Regions from separate parts of the Homo sapiens genome. Here region 1 is linked to region 2. A link is a loop called in an ENCODE intact Hi-C map of the cell type or tissue named here. Cell type or tissue: testis. All regions are shown on one strand. Each heading gives the region's core, and the rest is flanking DNA. Links, peaks and the distances in the headings are about the cores only. Region 1 holds the start of TTTY15 (testis expressed transcript, Y-linked 15). Region 2 overlaps USP9Y (ubiquitin specific peptidase 9 Y-linked).

Region 1 (5,378 bases), core at 146-5,145, 53 kb after region 2:
GGCAATCCAGCCGCCCGGGCCTCCCAAAGTGCTGGGATTATAGGAGTGAGCCACCACACCCGGACCCACAGTCATATATATTACTAAAGCCAACCGACAAAAAGAAATATTGTAACAGTAAGACAAGATTGACAAGAGTAAACATTCACGCAATCACCGTTAACAGAAAACGGCAACAAGAAATAATTAAAATCCCACAATCTTATTTTCAAGTCAGTGAAATAAAAAATACTCCCAACTCACCCTTGAATCACCAACGGCAAATACTTTAGGTTTTCTTTCTTCCCAAACTGTAAGAATAAAGTTTGAAGCGAGAAGTTAAAAGCATGTGAAGCGAGAAAGTTAAAAGCATATCAATGAGTTTTCTAATTGAAAAACAAATCCTTACACTTTTAAACAATTGCGCATTTGCAGAGACGAAAATGGCAGTGATTAAAGCAGCAAACTAAGAAAAATGTAGAAGTTTATGGTGTATATTTTTAAAGTTTAACGGTATAGTTTTAGACAACCGTGGTACCTTATGATCTGGTACTTAGTTTATCGGATAATTACTAATGAGAATGAACCCCAAGAAAAGAAGTCTTGAAAGTTTCGTAGTGAAAGAACCTGTATTTCCTTCTTAACAGTGATCTTGTTTTGTGGATTTAGAGGATGAACGAGTTGCCCAGTAAGAGAATGCCCCCCTTAAAAAAACAAAAACAAAAACCAGGCTGAGCACGGTGGCTCACGCCTGTAATCCCAGGCCTTTGGGAGACCGAAGCGGGCAGATCACCTGAGGTCGGCAGTTCGAGACCAGCCTGACCAACATGGAGAAACCACGTTTCTACTAAAAATACAAAATTAGCCCGACGTGGTGGCGCATTCCTGTAATCACTGGTACTCCGGAGGCTAAGGCATAAGAATCGCTTGAACCCGCGAGGTGGAGGTTGTGGTGAGCCGAGATCGCGCCACTGCACTCCTGCCAGGGCAACAAGAGCGAAACTCCGTCTCAAAAAGAAAACAAAAAACAAAAAACCAGCATTAATAGTTAAGGGTTACGTATACATCTTTCAAACTTAAAAACCTTCTGAACAAGTAAGATACACCGGGCAGCGTACAAATTAAGTAAACTTATGCGCAAATTTTATAAATAACATTCTTAATATAAACGTTTAAAATTCCTGTGTAAATTTCTAGTTTGCAAAAAATTTCATAAAAATTAGTAAAATATCTGCTCCATAAGTCTAAGTTAATATTTTGAGATACCGAAAAAGTACATTATGCGTAATGCGCTATCACAAAAACAGGTTCAACCACTAACAGAGACAAGTTGTTTCTGTAGAGAACAGAAAGGAGATCTGATACAAACTAAATCGGAACCGAATTGTTCATTAAAATACGTCATACTGCGTCTTGGCGTTTAGCAAAGTAGCGGAGAGGAAGAGGAGGTATAAGGCTGTAAGAGGGCAAAAACCTGGTGCAGACTCTCAGGTCAGATGGTGAGGGCTGATTGCGGGAGGTGGACAAGAAGTCTGGCCTAATGACTAAGGACAGCTAACGCCTAACTCCGTTCCTCATCACTCCACCTGGGTAAGAGCATTTGGTGCAACGAGCCAGTTTCGAGCCTGTGAAGGACCGTGGGGCAAGGTGTGTAACCAGGAGCGGTTAGTCCCTGGCTCTGAGTGAGGCCCCGGGCATAGACAGGAGGTTCTTCCTGTGAAACCAGAGATTTAATCCTCCCACTTCACCTTAGGCATTACGAGAAATAGGGAAGGCGGGGGAGGCTAGGCGGCCATTTTTCCTTACAGTGCAAAATACACACACAGCAGTTCCGCCCGCGTCTGCCCCTAGCCCTCCGAAATAAGAAGTCTCAAGCCCGGTAGGGCAAAAGAAGAAACGCACATACTCAGAATCCCCTGAGCCTCCGACATTATCTCACATCTGTCTGTCGGTGATTCGGAGGCGCGGGTGGTTTACGGTACAGGCGCCAGGTCCACGTAATCAGGGCACCCGACAGTGGGAAATAGAGACTAGACTCAGACCTACACCTGGGAATGGCGGACAACAAAATATCTGTAAAATATTTTGATATTAGGTACTTTCTAGGCACGCGGTCGTGACTGCGGCCTGCATGCCTGAGGAAGACATTGCTCACAAATACCGGGATTTGGCCTAAGAAGCGTCCATCTCTTTATACAGGTGACCGATGCCGCTACCTCTTTGTCATTCAGTAGCCCTCTTTACCTGTTTTGGCCTCGCTGCTAGGGCTGTCGCCGAGCTTACACGGACTCCAGGTGATGAGTTTTTCTTGAGTCACTGCAAAGGCAGTTTCACTAGGCTTCACTTTTCTTTCTCGCGGTTTTCGGCCAGGTCTCTCCTGAGACACTCCTATCTCCCGGTCCCGACACCAGCACCAAGCGCTCAGGTAAACGTCCCAAGTAAGACAAAGGCAATCTACATCAGGGCCTGCTAGCGGCGTGAAGGAGGGAGGGACTCAGAGCATCAAAGTCAGTCCACAACGGGCGGGGTTCAGTTAAATTGTGTCTCCAGCGATCTATTAGACCCGTCCTCTTCAATATGGCGCATTGAACCCGGCTGACAAAAAAAAAAAAAAAAAAAAAAAAAAAAGGAGAGAGAGAAAGAGACCGCCCAGCCAGCTGCGCAGGCTCCCACCATCCCCAGCGCCGCGACCTGCGACCCTCCAAGACCCCACCCCCGCCAAGCCCCGCCCCTAGGGCCTCCCCTGCTCTGATTTACGTCTTCCTCTCTTTGCTAACGGTTGCTGTTTCTACTTTTCTTCCCCTTTTCTACTCTTTCTATACCCAGAAGCAGCGGAACTGGCAACACCTTGGTGCCCTAGACGGAAACCTCAGTCCCGACTGAAGCGTATTCATCACCAACACTGGGATAGCTGCAGCTAGGGCCACACAATAAAAATAGCCCAGGACGGCACTGGCTATCCGCTGCCCCTTCAGCTATAGAATTCCTGTCCTTAATCGCTTTTAGTTCTGTAACTGCTTGTGGAAACAGCTGATTACTGGACAGGTGGGAGTACGAAAGGCGTTTAGTAAGACTGCAAATCTGATGTGAACTGGTAGGACGCAGAGTGTATGGCATAGTCAAGAAAGAAGTCAACGCCAGGCGAGGTGCTATGGCTAAGGGATTAATCTTTTGTGTCCCAACTATGTTGCTCTGACGGTTCCACTTGCACTACTGGTTTTTACTTCATCGTTAATCTCTGCTCTGGCCGATAACAGCCTGCATGAAAACATCACCAGTTTTCAAGTTTTTCTCAGGATGAACAGTACATAGAAAAGTGAGCCTGAATGCTGAGATCCTGAGACCGTGCTGCGGCGCCTGGGAATTCATAGAGCAGCTTTTAAGGGGCCACCACTTCTCGCATCGTGTGCCATGCAAGTAAACCTACCCTATCCTGAGACCCTTGCCTGGGGTGACTGGAAGAGCTGCTTCTGTAGAATCCTGGGCCAGACCATCTATCTGGACGAATAGGAGAAAAGCCTAGTTGTTGTCTCCTGCAAGATGTATTCAGTTGTAATTTCGCCTTTGTTCCTTAATCTGTTAGTATGGTATATTACATCGATTAATATTTCATATTAAATCAGTCATGAATTCCCATTATGAGCCCCACTTGCTCATGATTGAAGATATTTCTTATATGTTGCAGATTGACTCTTGGTATTATTTGTCCATTTTTGTACTCACCTAGCACACACATACAAAATTGCAGATTTGTTAGGATTAGATATCATGCAAAACTTACTATCTTATGAAGTTCTTAATACATGTATTGCTATCCTTGGTTTTCCATAAAAAAATTTTAGAAAAAATAAGTTAACTGCCCAAGATCATCAGCCAGCAAAGATAAGAAGTACAAGTGTTGGCCAGGCACGGTGTCTCGGTCCTGTAATCCCAGCACTTTGGGAAGTCGACATGGGCAGATCGCTTGAGGTCAGGAGTTTGATAACAGCCTGGCTAACATGGCGAAACTCCGTCTGTTCTAAAAATACAAAAAATTAGCCAGCTGTCAGAGCAGGCACCTGTAATCCCAGCTACTCAGGAGGCTGAAGCAGGAGAATTGCCTGAATCAGGGAGGCAGAGGTTGCAGGGATCCCAGACAGTGCCACTGCACTCCAGCCAACGTGAAAAGAGCAAGACTCCATCTCAAAAAAAAAAAAAAAAAAAAATAGAATGCAAGTGTTCTAAGCCCCTAACAAAGCCCACTTTGTGCTCTACATCTGCGCCCCATGTAATAATCATAATCAAAAGATACTCTAGAACTTAATTCCTGCCTTATACTTACTAACTTTACTTCTCCTTTGAAGAAGTCTTGATAGGTATAGATATGCAGACATAGGCTAATTTTTTTCTTTATTGCTGGTAAGGTTTTATTGTATAACATACATCCTATAAACATCACAGCCCAATTTTCACTAAATACTAATACACTGTGTAATAATACACTAATACACAGGTCTACCGATGTTACTACCACCATTTTAATATAGAACTCTGTTGGATCTGGGATTTTATTTTACCTTTCTCAAAAGCTATAAGATTCACCTGTTACTATTTAGTGGATCCAAAGACAGTATTTTGGGACTAAGATCCGCAGACTTTATAAAGGCAAAAACAAGCAGTATCAAGGCCTTTACTACTTGTAACAGAACAAGCAGCATGAGCATCATGTTTGCAGACTACCTGTGCTTCCTAAATCACGTACGAGTGATGCAAAGGGGCCCACATATTTATATGTCAGACAGCAGTGCAATGCAGTTCCTTGCATTGCAGATAAGGAACAGTTTGGAATTCTACTACGTTTATACTAAGGCAAAATAAGCAAGCTTGCTCTTTGTCTGTTGGAAAGTAGAGAATGATATTACCTTATCTGTCTAGGTTACTAAGAAATAACATAGATAGGCTGGGCGTGGTGGCTCACATCTGTAATCCCAGCACTTTGGGAAGCTGAGGCAGGTGGATCATGAGGTCAGGAGTTCGAGACCAGCCTAGCCAAGATGATGAAACCCTGTCAATACTAAAAATACAAAAATTAGCTGGGCAAGATGACGGGCACCTGTAATCTCAGCTACTCAGGAAGCTGAGGCAGGAGAATCCCTTGAACTCGGGAGGCAGAGGTTGCAGTGAGCCAAGATAGTGCCGTTGCAATCTAGCCTGGGCAACAGCAAGACTCTGTCTCAAAAAAAAAAAAAAAAAGAAAAAGAAAAATAACATAGATAAAGTGTTGTCAGGATATTGCATTGTGGCATACCCAGGAAGGCATATAAGAAATGCAAGATTGATGGAAGTCTGTCTCTTCCAACAAATACTGCTAACATGTCAGAACCGTATCTTCCTAGTCCTTGCCTCCCCACCACCCGCCT
Region 2 (5,378 bases), core at 83-5,082:
GGTCATGAAAGGTATCATGGCTTTTTCTTCCCTCTCTTTTAGGTCAATTTCTCTGGCAGAGGTTAACTGCCATGTCTGAAGTCACTCAGGCAGCCCTACGAGGGGATCCGCATGGTTAAGAAACAGGCCTCTACCCAACCGCCATGTGAGGAAACCATTGTGGAAATGGACCCACCACAGTCACAGTCAAGCCTATCCATACATATCTATGATAAAGTTAAAGTTCATAAATCAGGCACAGTAAGAGATTAACAACAATAATTAATAATTTTTCCATGGATGGAGCCAGTTGAGGGGTGGGAGGGTTCAGGATGAAACCTGTGATCATGAGATACTAGATTTCTCATAAGGAGCACGCAACCTACATCCCTCACATGCATAGTTCACAGTAAGGTTCATGCTCCTATGAGAATCTAATGCTGCCATTGATCTGACAGGAGTTGGGGCTCAGATGGTAATGCTCGCTCACCAGCCTGATGCTCACCTTCTGCTGTACGACCTGCTTCCTAACAGGCCACAGTGTGGTACTGGTCCGACCTGGGGACTAGGGATTCCTGCTCTACATACACAACAGTAGCAGAATACACATTCTTTGCAAGGGCACATGGAACATGCATCAGGATACGTAATGCCACAAAACAAATCTTAACAAATATAGGAAGACTTAACTCATAAAAAGTTTCTTTTCAGATCAGGATACAATTAAAGTAGAAATCAATAGCAGAAGAGGCCGGGCGTGGGGGCTCACGCCTGTAATCCCAGCACTTTGGGAGGCCGAGGCAGGCAGATCATGAGGTCGGGAGATCAAGACCATCCTGGCTAACACGGTGATACCCCGTTGTCTACTAAAAATACAAAAACAAAATTAGCCGGGCGTGGTGGCATGCATCTGTAGTCCCAGCTACTTGGGAGGCTAAGGCAGGAGAATGGCGTGAACCCAGGAGGCGGAGCTTCCAGTGAGCTGAGATGACACCACTGCACTCCAGCCTGGGCAACAGAGCGAGACTCCGCCTCAAAAATAGAAAAAGAAAGCAATAGCAGAAGAAAAACTGAAAAATTCATAAATAAGTAGAATTTAAACAATACATCTTAAATGGCCCATCCATCAAAGAGGAGAAATCCTATAGAAACTATATAATATGTGAGGCAAATGAAAATGAAAAAATGCCAAATTTATGGGATAGAGCAGAACCAGTGCTGAGGAAACCTTATAAAGTACTTTAAAAAAAGATCTCAAATCAACAACCAAATTTGCACCTTAAAGAACTAAAAGAATAACAAAATACATCCATGCTCCACAAAACATTTCATTCAAGATGAACTAAATATACAATGGTCATCTCATAATATTGCAATAGTCCATTTTTACTAAATTTTTTCTGTTTAGAACTTACCATTGTATTACAATTGCCTACCATATTCAACTCATGCTAACAGGTTAGTAGCCTAGGGCAATAACTGGCCTACATGTGTAGTAGGTTATACCATCCAGGTTTGTGTAAGCACACTATGATGTTTGCAAGACAGTGAAATCACCTGACAATGCATTTCTCAGAACATATGCCTTCATTAAGTGACACATTAAAGCAAAAGCGAGCACAGATGTAAGCAAAATAGAGACTAGAAAAACAACTAAGAAAAACCAATGAAATCAAAATTCTGTTCCTGAAAAAAATAAAGAGCTGCTAAACCTTTAGCTAGATTGACTAAGAAAAAGAGAAGAGTCAAATAATTAATATTAAAAATAAAAGAGGCATTAATGAATTTTATACAAAAAAGTTAAGGATTATCAGTGCATCCTATAAACCACTGTATCTCAGCAAACTGCATGACCTGGATAAAAGGACAAATTCCCAGAGGCATACAATCTACGCCAAGAACAAGTTATAAAGAAATAGACAATCTGAGTAGATCTTAAACCTCTGTGGCAACCAGTCCCAAGGTATGATAACCTAAACTGTAATTAAAGAATTATTGAAGGCTCATGGTGGGAAGTATGCAATGCAAGTTAAAAACCACTAAGAGGCTGGGCGTGGTGGCTCACTTGTGTAATCCCAACACTTTGGGAGGCTGAAGTGGGTGGATCATGACGTCAGGAGTTCAAGAGCAGCCTGGCCAAGATGGTAAAACTCCATCTCTACTAAAAATACAAAAATAAGCTAGGGGTGGTGGTGCTTGTATTCCCAGCTACTCAGGAAGCTGAGGCAGAGAATTGCTTGAACCTGGGAGGCGGTGGTTGCAGTGAGCCGACATCGCACCACTGCACCACAGCCTGGGAAACGCAGCGAGACTCCCTCTCAAAAAAAAAAAAAACTACTAAGAAGCCAAATTTTATGGGAATGAACAATTTTTTTTTTAACCTTTCCCTGAAAAGATAAGAAAAAAGTCCCTTGAGCTTCTCGGAGGGAAAGATGCAAAGTAGCCATTTTGAAATACATAAGGACATTCTGTTCTGTTAAAAGAAAGCCCTCAAGAGAAACTAGTTTATACTACTGAGGTTTTTTAATGACTAAGAGACCTAAAGGAAAAAAAATACTCAACTCTAGCCTGCTACAGCATTCTACATGGTAGAACTAAAAACTCCAATTCCAGCTCCCTATACCCATCATGTTCCATCTAAGCCACAGCCCAAAGGCCACAGGCTCACTACGACATTGAGACTTAATCGTAAGATTACAGATTGCTTCCCCTACCCGAATACCTTACCAGTAGTACATTACTAGAGCCCATCTGCCAAAGTTCCTTTCTACATAGTACTTAATGTGCATCTCTGAAGAAAAAATTACAATGCATACTAAAAGACAAAAAAACTGTTTGAAGAGACAGAGCAAGCATCAAATTCATACTCAGATGTAACAGGAATGTTAGATTTAACAGATGGAGGCCGGACGCAGTGACTCAAGCCTGTAATGCCAGCACTTTGGGAGGCGATTGCAGGTGGGTAGCTTGAATCCAGGAGTTCAAGACTTGGCTGGGCAACATGGTAAAACCCCATCTCTACAAAAAAAAAAAAAAAAAAACACAAAAATCAGCCAGGCGTGGTAGCACATGCCTGTAGTCTCAGCTACTTGGGAGGCTGACATGGGAGAATAGCTTCAGCACACGAGGGAGAGACTGTGGTGAGCCAAGATCCCGCCACCGCACTCCAGCCTGGGAAACACAGTGATAGCCTGTCTCCAAATAAAAAGATTTATCAGATGGAAATATAACTACCATTAATGCACTAAGGGCTCTAATGAATAAAGTAGATGACATGAGAAGGTAGTTAATGTAAGCAAAGAGAGAGAAATTCTAAAAAAGATTCAAGGTAATACAGTATAGATCAAAAACACTGCAACAGGAATGAAGAATGCCTTCATTCCTGTGCATTTTAATGATGCACTCGTTAAAAAATTAGACTTTGAACACTGAAGAGCAGAGAAAAATAGGCTGAAAATTAAAAAAAAAAAATTGGCCTGGCACGATGGCTGTAATCTCAGCACTTTGGGAGGATGAGGTGGGCGGATCATGAAGTCAGGAGCTTGAGACCAGCCTGACCAACATGGTGAAACCCTGTCTCTACTAAAAATACAAAAATTAGCCAGGCGTGGTGACACGTGCCTGTAATCCCAGCTACTCAGGAGGCTGAGGCCGGAGAATCGCTTCAACCTGGGAGGTGGAGGTTGCAGTGAGCCGAGATCACACCACTGCACTCCAGCCTGGGTGACAGAGCGAGACTCCGCCTCCAAAAAAAAAAAAAAAAAAGAAGCAATTATAACTAAAAAAGTCCCCAAATTAGTGCCATACAATAAACAAGAGATTCAGGAAGCTCAGAGAATTCCAAGCTAGATAAATGCCAAAAAAAAAACAAAAACAAAAAAAAGAGTACATCTAGAAATACATTCAAATTGCAGAAGATGAAAAATAAAAAGTTTGAAACATGCTACAGGCAAACATCTTACCTATAAGCAAAGCAATGATTAGAATTACACTGGGTTTGGTCTAAGAAATCATATAAGCAAGAGACTGGAATAAAATATCTATAAGTGTTGAGAGAAAACAACTACCTATCTAGAATTCTGTATTCTGCAAAAGTATACTTAAAAAGTGGAGAAATAGAAACTTGCTCAGACAAAAGTTAAGAGAATTTGTTGTCAATGTATCTGCTCTGCAAGTTTTTCTGAGAGTAGAAAAATGATATACAACAGAAACATCTTCAAAAGAAAAGCATTCTGTAAGTAATGCATGAAGGTAACATAAAAACTCTTCTTTTTATCTTAAATGATCTAAGACATAATGGTTTCTTTAAAATAAAATTAGCAGCTGGGCACAGTGGCTTTTGTCTGTAATACCAGTGACTTGGGAGGGCTCAAGTGGGAGGGTTGCTTGAGTCCAGGAGTTTGAGACTAGCCTGGGAAACATAGTGAGAGCCTCTACAAAAGTTAAAAAAAAAAAAAAAAAAAAGCCAGATATGTTGGTGCATGCCTGTAGTCCTAGCTACCTTGGAGGCTGAGGTGGGAACAACACTTGATCCCAGGAGTTCAACACTACTGTAAGCTAAAATCATGTTACTGCATTCTAGCCTGGGTTGACAGTGATGCCTGTCTCAAAAAATAATAAAATAAATTAAAATAGCATTAACAACAACGTATTCAATGATTACAGCTTACGTAAAAATGAAATGAAAGACAGCAATGATACAAGAACAGGAGGAAACAATTACAGATATTTTGTTATGATAGTACATGTACTCCACTTTGGAAAGTGGACTTACGGATTTGGTATAAATGCATATTGCAAATTCTAGGGCAATCACTAAAAAATTTAAAAATAAAAAATAAAAGCCTATGATTAATAAGCTTAGAAAAGAAAAAAATATATAGAATGTTCAATTACAACCACAAAAGGCAGAAAAAATGGACACAGTAACAAACAATAAGGGTAACAAATGGAGAATAATAACAAATAGTGTAGTTACTAACACAACTATATCAATAATCACCTTCAATATCAATGGCCTAAATATACCTATTAAAAGATTATCAGAGTAGATCAAAAAACAAAAGTCAACTATATGCTGTCCATAGGAAACCCACTTTAAATATAAAGATGTAGATTAGAATTAAAGGAATGAAGAAAAACATACCAAGCTAATACTAATCAAAACAAAGGAAAATTAGCTATACTAACTTCACAAAGTGAACTTCAGTGAAGGAAAATTATCAGGAATAAACAACAACATTATATATGTGGTCAATTCAAAAAGCTGGAAATATCTTTAATGTATATGCTCCTAACAATATGGCCCCATAATATGTGAGGCAAAAAGTGATATAAATGCAAGCAGGACTAGATTGATCCATTAAGATAGTTTGAGAGTTCAACACTTTTCCATGAGA

The links. A loop is a pair of places that touch in the nucleus more often than their neighbours do. Peaks named below come from ENCODE experiments on the same cell type or tissue, not always from the same donor. Only the 100,000 strongest peaks of a DNase experiment are listed, where the experiment ranks them.
Region 1: it touches region 2 in a loop (5-fold over the local background); 8 of 110 quality-filtered maps call a loop at or near these places.

The regions. Positions count from the first base shown.
Region 1 is chrY:12,659,552-12,664,929 of GRCh38, reverse strand. It overlaps TTTY15 (testis expressed transcript, Y-linked 15), which reads right to left and starts at 2,578. Exons shown (of 4, transcript NR_174088.1): 1 at 2,224-2,578; 2 at 244-290. It overlaps LOC112268311 (a long non-coding RNA gene), which reads left to right and starts at 1,438. Exons shown (of 2, transcript XR_002958838.2): 1 at 1,438-1,626; 2 at 2,179-3,615. In testis, for the core only: no CTCF peak of the experiment used is centred there; DNase peaks (open chromatin) are centred at 1,519, 1,759 and 2,669; H3K4me3 peaks cover 2,931 bases; H3K27ac peaks cover 2,310 bases.
Region 2 is chrY:12,712,258-12,717,635 of GRCh38, reverse strand. All of the region lies in intron 3 of USP9Y (ubiquitin specific peptidase 9 Y-linked), which reads right to left. Among named protein-coding and RNA genes, the nearest start is that of USP9Y, 14 kb to the right of the region's middle. In testis, for the core only: no CTCF peak of the experiment used is centred there; no DNase peak of the experiment used is centred there.